2 separate regions of the Homo sapiens genome follow, and region 1 is linked to region 2. Evidence: chromatin contacts called from ENCODE POLR2A ChIA-PET data. All regions are on one chromosome and are shown on one strand. The core of a region is the stretch at or near the end of the contact, and the rest is flanking DNA. Distances in the headings are between cores, read along the strand shown.

What was found. ChIA-PET counts read pairs that join two places held with the same protein, here RNA polymerase II (POLR2A).
Region 1: POLR2A ChIA-PET joins it to region 2 with 17 read pairs in OCI-LY7. The contact joins the promoter of PTPRC-AS1 here to the promoter of SFT2D2 in region 2. POLR2A ChIA-PET finds 5 or more read pairs at or near these places in 2 of 52 experiments (OCI-LY7 and activated T-cell).

Annotation. Positions count from the first base shown.
Region 1 is chr1:198,662,289-198,669,193 of GRCh38, forward strand. PTPRC-AS1 (PTPRC antisense RNA 1) reads right to left here and starts at 4,854. Exons shown (of 3, transcript NR_199042.1): 1 at 4,711-4,854. All of the region lies in intron 2 of PTPRC (protein tyrosine phosphatase receptor type C), which reads left to right. RefSeq lists an enhancer at 6,476-6,905.
Region 2 is chr1:168,221,184-168,228,014 of GRCh38, forward strand. SFT2D2 (SFT2 domain containing 2) reads left to right here and starts at 4,821. Exons shown (of 8, transcript NM_199344.3): 1 at 4,821-4,959. The coding sequence starts at 4,897. RefSeq lists a silencer at 4,488-5,117 and enhancers at 4,742-5,475, 5,778-5,857, 5,978-6,027.

The DNA of each region.
Region 1 (6,905 bases), core at 3,604-6,103, about 30 Mb after region 2:
TATGTATTTCTTATTCTTATTTTATAGATAAAGAATCTGAGGCATGGAAAATGTAGGCAATTTATTTGAGATTACAGAGCTAATAAGAGGCAGAGCCAATGTTTGATCTGAACAACTTGATTCTAGGATCATTTTGGCTGGGAATTTTCTGAGAGCTGTGTGTGTGTGTGTGTGTGTGTGTGTGTGTGTGAGAGTGTGTGTGTATAAACATGAGACCATATTAGTATATACACAAATGTCAATATATATTTTAAACTGGAATGTTTTAATAGAGTGGCTTATATGATAGAAATAAGAGAAATAGAGGAGGATGGAAAGGGACAAAAAAAGGGAAAAGTAATTAGGAATATTGAAAAACCTAAAATGTAGTTCTCTCCATATTCTGGATACTCCTGCCTTTTTCTTCCACTTTCCACACATTGACCAGTATTCCTTTCTCCTTTCCTAAAATAGTTTTACAGATACTATAGATACCCTTAGCTATTTGACAGTTATGTTTCTGTTCTTTTAACATGTCTGCTTCTATAACTGTCACACTTAAATGTTTTCATAGGAATCATGAAAACTATAGTTTTTCCTCCAACGTAAGGATCTCATATCACGCTTTCATTCTGAACTAACCATTCCCTCTCTGCAGTTGATGTAACTGTGCCATGTGACCATTGTACACATGTGGGAGGGAGGAGCTGAATTACGCCTGACCCCTGGCCAGAGCAAGAGCTACTGGCCAAAGGGGAGATTGAGCATCTGTGTTGTACTTCCCACGTCTCTTCACCTAGGAAGTGCAATAGATTTCTGACGAGTCTATGATTACCCACTGATGAATAAAGACAATCTCCCTGCACAATTGCACTGCAGGCAAGACTGAACTTATGACCACCACTTCTGTGTAATTTTGAATTTCTTAGACCTGAACCCTGCTGAGTACACCTGCTTCCCTCTATTCCTTGCTGAAGTTCATTCTTTTCAGTGCGTTAATGGAGCCAAACCAAGCTGGTGGTGGTAACAATTTGAATAATAATAGTCTTTAACTTTTTATCTTTTGAAAAATAGAATTCTCAGGAGCACTTTTAGCTATAAGATTCCTTCATCCAATTAAATAAGCTTTAAGCTTCATGAAAAGTGTAAAAGGGCACAGGTGCATTTGTGGAAATAGAAGGAAGCAATCTTGAGCCTGAATACATTGAGGTACTGGCAAGCTTCTGGAAGTAGTTGAAGAAGACTTCAGTTAGAAGCTTGGTCAAATGGACAAAGCCCTGACCTGGACATTGGAGACCTGTAGCCACCTTCTGAATCCACAGCTGACCTAGTGGCCTTGATATATAATATTGATTGCAGGATAGTTTTGTGATGGTTAAGATTGCAGGCTTTAATAACTAGATTTCTTGGATTTAAATCCCAACTCTGCCACTTACTGCTTTTCTCTGGGAAGAGTGATTAACCGCTTTGTGCCTCAGTTTCCTTATCTTTAAATGAAAATAATTTGAGTGCATACCTCACAGGTACTAAAGAATAAATGATTGGAAAATAAACATTATTGAATATATGTTAGTAATTATTATTTTCATTGTTATGCTATTATTATTTTTATTATTAATGTATGACATCATGTTACCTGCCTAACAACAGAGTATTGAGACAAAAGCAAAATATTTTTTCTATATTAATAATCATAATAAACACCACTAATGTTTCCAAACTATACTTTTTTTTAACCCTACATGCCTTTAGTTCATGGAAAGAAAAGTATGTTAAAGATGCTATGGGGGTGAAGAGAATGATAAATATTATTATTTAAGACAATGTTTGCTATAATTTTTATATATCAAATAAGTTTATATGTTCTCAGAAAATTGGTCTTTGAATAATTGAGGACAGTGTGGGTTTTTATTCTGTTTCTGGAAGGCGGTGCCTGTGGCTGTGAGAAATAAGGAACAGACCATCTTCCCACATTTGAGAGGGAACTATACAAAAATGGGAAAATATTTGTTTTAAATATCTTTTGGATGTGAATTTTGTCATAATTGCAAACTGTTTTGGCAGCAAAACGAATTATTTCGGTAGCAAGAAGAGACTTAACGATGCTATGTGGGAGAAAAACTAAGTCCCTACTATCTTTCTGAGAGCACGTCTCAGAGGACATGATGTGATCCTGTAAGTTTGTAGCAATCTTATTGTGCCCCAGTGCAGACACTCCTTCCTACTTCCCTGTAGAAAACAGAACTGTTTTTTTAAAATTCTTTCTCAACTACCATTTTTAATAGTCATGTTACTTGATGACAAAATCTGATACAGTGGCCTTTAATACTATATAGTGAATGATTTTTGAAAATTTGGAAAACTCTAACCGAAATATACCAGGAACTGCTCTCCTCTTCATCTCAGATGTCTACTTCCTCTTCAGACCTGTGTGTGAAGCTCTAGAATAGGCTGTTTGGGAAGACTACAAAATCTCCTCTCCGAGGTCCCTTATAACCCTGATAGTTGCTAGATTTGAAATCAAGGATTTATTCTCCCCCTGCCCTGAGCCTCTCCCTTATGTCCACATAGGCTCTAGCATTGGAAGAAATATTTTAAGATCTCTTTCTTTTTGACTTTGTGATACTCCCATATTAAAAATGGCTTATGACAGGAAAAGGACAAATATGCTATATTTTTTCCCTTAAGGCTAATGTTCTCGGGACTACCATGAAAAATCCAGGTATCCTAATCTGGAGGGTTACCCTTTGGATCTGAATGGGATTGGAGTCAGTACAAGGGGTGGGGAGTGTTTTTAGAACATCCCGGCAGCATTTTTTTTTTTTTTTTTTTTTTTTTTTGAGACGGAGTCTCGCTCTGTCGCCCAGGCTGGAGTGCAGTGGTGCAATCGCGGCTCACTGCAAGCTCCGCCTCCCGGGTTCACGCCATTCTCCTGCCTCAGCCTCCCGAGTAGGGGGGACTACAGGCGCCCGCCGCCACGCCTGGCTAATTTTTCTTTTTTTTTTTTTGTATTCTTAGTAGAGACGGGGTTTCACCGCCCTGCTGCCTTTTAAAGCAATTTAATACATGAGTTAAATATCATATTTTAAAAATAGATTTTATTTTTTATTATAATTTTGATGAATGCATTTTTGTCAAAGTTGTCAAAGTCAAGAAGTCATTATTGAGACCCTGAGGGTAAGGCAGGAGCCAAGTGAGAACAAGCAGATGTCAAAGATGGTGAAAAACTAGAACAGCCAGGTCCCCCAGGCATATACAGAGAAGTTTTGCAATGGCAGGTCCCCGTGGTTGTCTGACCCAGACTTCCACCTTGAGGTAACTGGGGTAACTATAACGATATTTTCATCCTGATCTCTTCATGCAGTTATATGTTTCCAAGAACAGATAAACTGTGAACTTAATACAAGTGTCTCCTTTCCTTGGATTCTCACCATCTGGGTGGTAAACATGACAGAAACATTCAAGTATGTTCAATGTAGTACATGGTAACAAATGCTTTAGCACAGACTAGGGAGCATGTCTGGCAACATGTTGGCAAATAATTAAATTGGCACATTCAGGATAAAATGAGAACATGGAAAAACAGAATATGATTCTCTTTCCAGCCCTGGAAAGACATCCCAAGTGTACGTATTGTTTATATTATGTTATTAGTATATCTTTACCAGCAAAGGGCAGGTCATCATCATTCAATATGCTCAAATACTCACATTTAAAGACATAGGCACTTTGAGAGGCCAAGGGGGGAGAATCACTTGAGCCTAAGAGTTCAAGACCGGCCTGGGCAACATGGCAAATCCCATCTCTACAAAAAATACAAAAATTAGCTGGGTATAGTGCCTGTGGTCCCAGCTACTTGAGAGGCTGAGGTGAAAAGATTGTTTGAGTCGAGGAAATGGATGCTGCAGTGAGCCATGGTCACACCACTGCACTCCAGCATTCTAGCCTGGGCAACAGAGCAAGACCCTGTCTCAAAAAAAAAAAAAAAAAAAAGAGAGATGTAGGGAGCATTGTGGACATCTATTCATGGAGGGTTAAACAATAGAATTAGACAACCATGTGTATGTGTGGAATCATGTGTTTTTTCCACACATGTAGGAAGGAGAAGGTAGGAACAATGAAAAGATTCTTTTAGTGATCATAGTGGCTCCAAAACAGATGCTTTGGTATATGTAATACCCATTTATCTTATAAAGAAAATAAAGAAATAATAAAAGCATTTGCTAACCATGTTAGATGCTATAGTAAATGTAAAAATAAAGGGTCTGTTAATCTATTAACTGAGCTTAATATATGATGTGATATAACAGCAGCCTTCAAATATGCGGAGGGCTATAACAGAGATCATGATGAACAGACTTTTATTCTGGCTTAGAAAGACTAGACACAGAAATTAAAGGCATAAATTACTCTACAAGCAAAGCAATCTTAACATAACACTCCTTTCAAGGTAGACTATGAATATTTCCACCAATAATATATTTATTAAAATAGATTCCTTTTCATTTGTCTTTTTAAGTTAAACATAATCTTGCTTGAATGAGGATGAGTATAAGATACCTCAGTCATGACCTTGTAGATCACTGCATCAGCCAGCTTTGTATTCAGCTATCAAACAAAATAAAATGTGATCACTAGTGGTTCAAATACATTGGAGTTCTACAACTAAAGATCTAAAGGAATGAAATCCATGACTAGTACAAAGACATAATAATGCCCTAAGCAACTTACGATATTTTGATGTTTCTTTTCTGACACCCCATTCGATAGGCTTTTGTCTTCATGCTCAGCATCTCCTATCTCATTTGGGATGCTATGCGTCCACACCTTTCATCACATTCCAGCAAAAAGAAAGGGAAGGCAAAGTGGTAATATATTTTTCCTAGTGAGGTTTTGCCTCTTTATTCAGGGATGGAAACCTTCCCCAGAAGCTTTTGTCTACACTTATTGGCCAGAAATTTAACATATAACCATTCATTGCTGTCAGAGGTGGGAAGGAGTCCCTGAGAAAGAAATTATTCTTGTTTTCCAGCCTCTATTGTAGCATTTAACAAGGAAGAATGGGATTATGAATAGCTTTGGAATGTTTATCATGTCTTCTAGTTGCCATAGCTCATAGTCATTTTATATGATTGAATCTATATTAGGCCTTTTATCTGACAAGTTTCCCAATGTACAAAGACTGAAAAAAAATAATTTTCCTCAGATGGGAATAAAGAATGTCAACTGGTCTGGCCAAGTGAGTTTGGAAAGCTAAGATTTAGCCTTGGGTGCATTATTGATGGACAATAAAGGAGTAGGTGGCACTCATCCATTCATTCAGTTATTCTAGCTGTGCTATTGAATACTTGCTAACTGCAAAGCACAGAGCTAGATCCTAGTAAGAATATAGAAAAGAAAGTCACAGTCTCTGCCTTGAAAACATATTTATTTTATTTCTAGGACAAGACATCTACACATATACAAACTGTCAATTCATAACATGTCATGGAAACATAAAAGAAGGTATCAGTGAAAGTGGAGTGTTTAAGGAAATTTCCATGCAGTTGATAGAATTTTAATCCTATAATTTCAATAGGTAGTAGCTGTGTCTCAGGCATTCTAGGCAGTGCACAGCAAGAGAAAAGATTGAGATAAAGATAAAAACTGGAAAGAAGTAGGCAATCAGTCATATTTCTGCAAAGCAATGTTAGAAAATTGCATGTGTTAGCTTGTATACACAACTTAGCTTACAATGTTAGCTTGTAGCTAACTGAATACAGATGTGAGAGTTAAAATATACTCTCCTAACAGTAGAATAATGATTGTTAGAGTGGCAGGGATGATCTTATAGAAATAAACATTGGACAACCAGCAAAAACAGTGAAAGCCAGCCATATGGCTATCTGGAGGAAGAGCATTCCAGCTACTCAAATCCAAAGTGGTATCATGGTGTGATGTCTTTTTTTTTATTTTTGTTTTAGAGACAGGGTCTCACTATATTCCCCAGGCTGGTTTCAAACTCCTGAGCTCCTGTGATTCTCCTGCCTCAGCCTCCTGAGTATAGTCACATGCCACCATGCCCAGCTAAGTTATATATAAACATAAGCACAGAGTAACATGGTAGCAAAAAATAATGTCACCCAAATTAGGGTTTTGAAGACAATACAGGAGTTAGATAGATAAAGAAGAGAGGGAAGGGCATAACACAAAGGAACAGGAAGTATTAAAATGTGCGTGTTATGGACTTGCATACAAATTGAGTGCTTTAATTTTGCCAAGCATCTTTCATAACACTATAAGGAATTAACAGTATGAGATAGCATAAGTAAGGGGGCCTGAGAACTTACATAAACACCCTTGGTACATGGAAAGTAAATATAAAATGGTGCTGATAATTCTAATTACATAGTTTATAGAAAAGATACATGACCAAGCTTGAAGCAAGAATGATTGATAAGGAATTAGGTAGGTTCTGTATAAGGAAAGGTGATTTCAGATCCCAAAAGGGCATGGCTGAATGTTTAGCCTTTCAGAGTTGGGGAATCCATTTCTTCCTGTGGAAGGATTAGTCTTTAGGTGAATAGATATGTATCGAAGGGAAATTAAGAGAGCATAAGAAAACCCCACTTTACCTGCCATCTATCCATGGAAGCAGCAATAAGACCACCTGAGAGCTATGGTACAATTAAATTGAAGATATTTGAACACATAAAGTAGGTGTAATGTAACATATAGGCTCAAACATTTGAAAGTGATGATATTTGGTCATTGCTGGCCTACAAAAGAAATGATTTTATGTGATTCAGTCTAATGGTAATAGTTACAAAGGATTGACTTCTTCGCAAATAAAATGGTTGAAATAGTACCCAAAACTAGCAGATTGGGCAAAAATTACAAAGAAATATCTAAGTGGTTGCATAGTAACCACAAAAATGAACACACTT
Region 2 (6,831 bases), core at 3,571-6,070:
CACAAAGCAATCTAGGGCTTGGAGCGATACATAAGGCTGGTGGTGTGTATCTGAATGTTTTTCTCTAAACCTGGGGTTTTCAACCAAGGGCCCATAGTCATGGCAGAACGCCTGGCATATATGACACTGCTGGTAGTGTGGGCCACTTTTCCCCACAGGGGCAGGTGGGGAGAGGCTCCATGACAATCATACTCTCAAAAGGGTCTGTGATGCCAAAATAGAACAAGAGGCACTGTCCTGATTGGTTCAGCTAGGGTTTCTACTTCATTTATTTACTTCATGTGGAAGACTGAAGAAAAGGCAAGAATACCCACTGGAAGTAGAGGGGAGGCCTGGCTGCCCCTACAAATATCCACAGAATGGCACAACCCTAAGTGTCCTTCAAAGATCTGTCTCTTGGCTTCACGGCTTCAAGGTCTGAATTGTGACCATTCAGAAGACTGACATCTTCCTGGGAGCAGCAGATTTTATAATGGAGAAGCCTTCTTGGTATGTAAGAAATCAAAATAAAAGAATACGCTGGATGCGGTGGCTCATGCCCGTAATCCCAGCACTTTGGGAGGCCGAGGTGGGCGGATCACCTGAGGTCAGGAGTTCAAGACCAGCCTGGCCAACATATAGTGAAACCCCGTCTCTATTAAAAAAATACAAAAATTAGCTGGGTGTTGTAGTGCACACCTGTAGTTCCAGCTACTTGGGAAGCTGAGGCAGGAGAATCGCTTGAAGCTGGGAGGTGGAGGTTGGAGTGAGCCGAGATCGTGCCACTGCACTCCAGCCTGGGTGACAGAATGAGACTCCATCTCAAAAAAAAAAAAAAAGGAAGAAAGTTCAGGATTTGCATGGTGGCCTAGGCTCTTACAATTGTGATAAGGATAAACCTGCTTCATGTGGGACTCAGACACCAGAACTATGTCTGACCTGTGCTGTGCTTAAATGGGCTTTGCCAACACTGCCTTAGGAGTCTCCTTTTCCTAGCCCCTAGGATTAACCAGTTTGAGGAATGGCCTTCCTTTCCTTCTCCTTTTCCTATTCTAGATACATTAAGGTATTCAATCATGATTTTCTAAGGGCTTTTTCTTAATAACCAAGTAGGAATATGTCCACCCTGATGAATTCTGTGTTAATTTCATGCATTAATAATGCTCAGAGAACTGCCTTACTTCCTATTCCTTGGAAGCTAACTCCTTAGAGCTTCCTTGCACACACACTTCTAAGAGACTTTGTAAGAACTTTTTTTGTGTTTAGCTTTTGCTGAGAGGAGGGTGAAATTTAATAGAGCGCACATAAAATTTCATCTAAAGCTTCCTGTTTGTTCATCCTGGCAAAACAGAGGTACAGAAAGGCTGTGAGGGAGTACATCACTCAGCCTTGAGGACTTGTTTGCATCTGCATTGCACAGTGGGGAATGAGAATGTGACCAGTGACTAGAGTAGGTTATTTATTTATTCATTTATTTGAGACGGAGTTTCGCTCTTGTTGCCCAGGCTGGAGGGCAATGGGGCGATCTCGGCTCACTGCAACTCTGCCTCCCAGGTTCAAGTGATTCTCCTGCCTCAGCCTCCAGAGTATCTGGGATTATAGGCGACTGCCACCATGCCCGGCTAATTTTTTTGTATTTTTAGTAGAGACAGGGTTTCACCATGTTGGACAGGCTGGTCTCAAACTCCTGACCTCCTGATCCACCTGCCTCAGCCTCCCAAACTGCTGGGATTACAGGCATGAGCCACCGCGCCTGGCCAATGACTAGAGTAGGTTACTATTTATTTAGCACCTACTATACGTTCCAGGCACTGTGCTTGGCACTGGGGATGGAAAGACAAATAAGATCTATGCCCCATAGGGACCCTAATGTGAACAAATGGAGCATATTGTGCTAAGTGTTATGGTGGAGGTAAGAATAAGGTGACTTGAGAGAACTGTGTGTTAGGGGAAGGGAAAGGGACAAGGATGGAAAAGAGTAGGTGTTTTCCAGGACAAGGTAGGGAACACAATGAGTTCAGGAACTACAGTCTCCTATGCCTGGAGCCTGGAGTATGTGAGAGAAAGGAGAGAGATGAACCCAAAGAGGAAGGTATGTGTTGCTGAGAAGTCAGCAGCAATTTATCTGTAGGTGGTAGGGAACATGGGCATTAGTTTCCTGCAGCTGCTGTTACATATCAGAAATTTGGTGGCAACAGAAATGGATTCTCTCACAGTTCTGGAGGCCAGAAATGCTGAAAACAAGCTATTGGCAGGACTATGCTCCCTCTGGAGGCTCTAGGGGAGAATCCTTTCCTTGCCTCTTCCAGCTTCTAGTGGCTACTGGCATTCCTTGGCTTGTGGCTGCATCACTCCCATCTCTGCCTCTGTGGTCACAGTGCCTTCTCCTCTTCTGTTGGTGTCAAATCTCCCTCTGCTTCCCTCTTATAAGGATATACATGATTGCATTTATGGCTCACCTGGATAATTGTGCATAATCTATTTTAAGATCCTTAATTACCTGCACAAAATACCACCCCCACTCCACTTTTCACTGTCTAAGGTAACATGTACACTTTCCAGAGATTAGGACATGGGTATCTTTTGGGGAACATTTTTCAGTTTACCACACTGTGGGAGATGTTAAGCAGGGCAACAAATGAGTCAGACTTATGTTTACAAAGATCCTTCAAGGGATGGTGTGGCACAGTCAGAAAAAACCTTCTGAAGACATTGATTAAACCTTCCTCATTCTTCTGTGTTTAATGACTACTTAGTATTCTTGTGAATGAATGTACCATAATTTATTTAAGCACTTCCCTCATTTATGAACTTTTAAGTTGTTTCCAATTTTTTTCTATTACAAACAATGCTACAATGAATCACCTTGTAATGGGCCAATTGCACAATGTGCAAATATAAATGTAGGTAAATCAGGAGCCCATATTCTGGGTTCAGACTCAGACACATTGGAGAAAGATAAGAGTGGATGCCTGTTACATTTTACAATAGATAATATTAATGGATTGTGAAATATATACTGAGCACTGTTCTAAGCATTTTTGAAATGGCTTTATTGCAATAGAATTCATATGCCATACAGTTAATTCAAAGCATACAATTCAATGGTTTTTAGTATGTTCAGAGCTGTGCATGCAACCATTACCACAATCTAATTCCAGAACATTTAAATCACCCCATTAGTCTCTTACTACCATTTCCCCTCCTCCATCCCTAGGCAACCATTAGTCTACTTTCTGTTTCTATGGGTTTGCCTATTCTGGACATTTCCTATAAATGAAATCATACAATATATGGTCTATTGTGTCTAGCTTCTGTGAAAGGGAAATATCTTGGGCCCCCCCAAATTACTAAAGGGAAAATTCAAGCTGGGAACTGCTTAGAACAAATCTGCCTCTCATTCTATTCAAAGTTATCACTGTGTTCACTGAGATAAATGCACATCTGATTGCCTCCTTTGGAAAGGCTAATCAAAAACTCAAAGGAGTGCAACCATTTGTCTCTCACCTATCTGTGACTTGGAAGCCCCCTCCCCCCTTGAGTCTTCCTGCCTTTGCTTCGAGTTGTCCCGCCTTTCCAAACACAACCAATGTACTTCTTACACATATTGACGGATGCCTCATGTCTCCCTAAAATGTATAACACCAAGCTATGCCCCAACGACCTTGGGCACATGTCGTCAGGACTTCCTGAGTCTGTGTCACAGGTGCTGTTCCTCAACCTTGGCAAAATAAACTTCCTGGTTAACTGAGACCTGTCTCAAATTTTCGGGCTCCACACTTCTTTCACTTAATACAATGTTTTCGAGGTTCATCCACGTTGTAGCATGTGTCAGTACTCCATTCTTTTTTATTGCATGGGTATGTCACATTTTATTTACCATTAATCAGTTGGTGGCCATTTGTATTGTTTCCACTCTGTTGCCCAAGCTAGAGTGCAGTGGCTTACTGTACTGACAATCATGGCTTACTGCAGCCTTGACCTCCTGAGTCCAAGCCATTCTTCCTCCTCAGCCTCGCAAGTAGCTTGGATTACAGATGCCCGCCAGCATGCCTGGCTAATTTTTAAGAATGTTTTGAAGAGATGAGGTCTCCCTATGTTGCCCAGGCTGGTCTGGAACTCCCGGGCTCAAGCCATCTTCCCAAAGTGCTGGGAATACAGACATGAGCCACCATGCCCAGTCTACTTTTAGTTTTTTTAAGGTCAGAAAAAAAAACAATTGTACAAACACAAAACAATTTAACAATCTATTATTCCTTTCAACATTCCTTCAGTCACTTTTTTTTTTTTTTTTTTTGAGACAGAGTCTCGCTCTGTTGCCCATGCTGGAGTGCAGTATCCTGGTCATAGCTCATTACAGCCTGGAACTCCTTGGCTCAAGTGAGCCTCCTGCCTCAGCCTCCGGAGTAGCTGGGCTTCCAGGCACGCCCCACCACACCAGACTAAGGCCTTGAGTGATTAAAAAGAAAATCTTTTCCTGTGTAGGCACGATCGCAATATGGATGAACCACAGCCTTTGTTCCCGTCTGCACAAGGCTTCTCCCCCGTCTTTGTGTCTCCGGAGCCTTGCACGTGGTAGGTGCTCGGCATTCGTTGACTGGATCAAGTAGGGCGAGGGAGCGCGGCCCGTTCCGGTTTGAAACTGCTCTGGACGCCGAATTAGTGTTTGGCAGCGCCTGGTGGTCTTCAATCCCAGCCCCTCCGGCCCGCCGCGCCCCCCGGGACCAAAACAAGCGGAGGCGAGCGCGGGCGCGCGGGGCATGCCGGGAGCCCCCCGGTGGGCAGGTGCCTGGGCGGGGCGCGCCGCGGTTGGCGCCTGGGCGGCTGGGCGGCTGCCTAGCACCCGGAAGAGCCGTCAACTTAGCGAGCGCAACAGGCTGCCGCTGAGGAGCTGGAGCTGGTGGGGACTGGGCCGCAATGGACAAGCTGAAGAAGGTGCTGAGCGGGCAGGACACGGAGGACCGGAGCGGCCTGTCCGAGGTGAGTGAGCCCGGGGCCGTCGGCCCCCTCTCGCCGCGCTCCCGCCCTGCGTCCCCTGCCCGGGCCTGGGAAGCCTGCGGGGACTCCCTGGAGTTTCTGGACGGTAGCTCTGCCCCTTCTCCTCCTCTTCTTCTGCAGGGCTCCGCGAAGAGGTCTGGCACTACACGGGGCAGTGGCCGCGGCGTCCTTTTCTGCCCCGCGCCCCTTCAGCCCATCCTCCCTGACAAGGGGGCGGCGCAGGAGGAAATCCCCGGACTGAGCTGCGAGTGGGAGGGTGGGCGACTGGGCTGTCGGCCCCGGCCCCACCGGCCGGGGAATGCGCTTTAGGGCCGGGTAGGGCTGGGGGCCCCGAGGTCCAGGCGGAAGGAGCCTTTGCTGGGTGGGTCGGGGCCCCAGACCCGGACTGGGGTGTTGGGGTGGCGGTCCCTACCTCGCGACGGGGCTGGTGGCCGCGCCCCGAGCTCTGCCTTGGTTTTCTGTCCGGTTTAGGTTGTAGGGTGTGACACTCCCACCCGCCCCTGTACACATTGCCTTGTGATTGGGGGTGAGAAACTGCCCCCATCCCATGAGGACAGGGACCACATCTTGTGTCTCTGTCCACACTGCCCACAACTAGTCTCTAGACACCCAGCGCCTCAGGAGACTGCCTGCGTGTTGGTTTGTTTTATTAGAAAAGCTTTTTTTTCTTTTTTTCTGAGACAGAGTCTCACTCTGTCGCCCAGGCTGGAGTGCAGTGGCGCGATCTTGGCTCACTGCAGCCTCTGCCTCCTGGGTTCAAGCGATTCTCCCACCTCAGCCTCCCAAGTAGCTGGGATTACAGACACCCGCCATCAAACCCGGCTAATTTTTGTATTTTTACTAGAGACGAGGTTTCACCATCTTGGCCGGGCTGGTCTCGAACTCCTGACCTCAAGTGATCCGCCCACCTCTGCCTCCCAAAGTGCTGGGATTACAGGCATGAGCCACCGCGCCCGGCCTATTAGAAAAGTTTTGATCGTGCTGAAACCTGGCCACTAATGTCCTATGTTGTAGAACCACACAGAATGCTGCATTTCTATTTAGGGTGCTTTTAGCTTTTGTTTTCCTTTTTGGATGACAAAATAACGTTTCTCTTCGCTTTTTGGTGTATTCTTTAGCCTCCGTTCCCCATCTGTGAAATGAGGATGTTAAGATGATATGGCCAACTGGAAACTAATCAGTGTTTCTTCTGGTTTCTCAGCAAGTTCTTCTTTCTCAGCAAGCTGCTTTCACCCACGTTTGTGGTTGCTGATTTTATTCGGTTTTGTTTTGTGTGATACTGGGACTTAGCATGACATCTCCGAATGTAAGATTGCTCTCTGAATCTTCACCTTGAGGGAGTAATTCTATGGGATCGAATGTTGGAGTCACTGAAATTTAACTTTTTGATATTTCAAAACAAGTTGGTGGGTTCTTTTTAATTTGTTGCCTTTATTAATTGGTCAAGGCTCAGAGTAATTTCACGGGTTTTTTTTTCTTGATTTCTAGCCTCTATTATGAATCTCAAGTGGAACCTCAGACCGGGCCTAAGAAAGGTCTGACTCATAGGTAGCTGACCCTCGTTATTTAAAGCTTTATTTCCATAGACTGTCAACAAGCCTTTATGAACAATTGGTGCTTAAGAGGCAGACACTTTCTCTCCCTGCAGACTCTTGAGGGGTGGAGTGTTGACAGTGGGATGATGCAGATATTATTGTCTCGAAAATCATCACGAAGCAGTGGGCTGACCCTCAACAGTGGACGACTAGTAAAGTTTGCAAACATAAATGCTGAGCTTGTTTTTAACCTAAAATGGTGAACGTCTGTGTTGGATACTGTGAGAAGGGCTTTAATGTGTTATGCTGAGGCATCTGT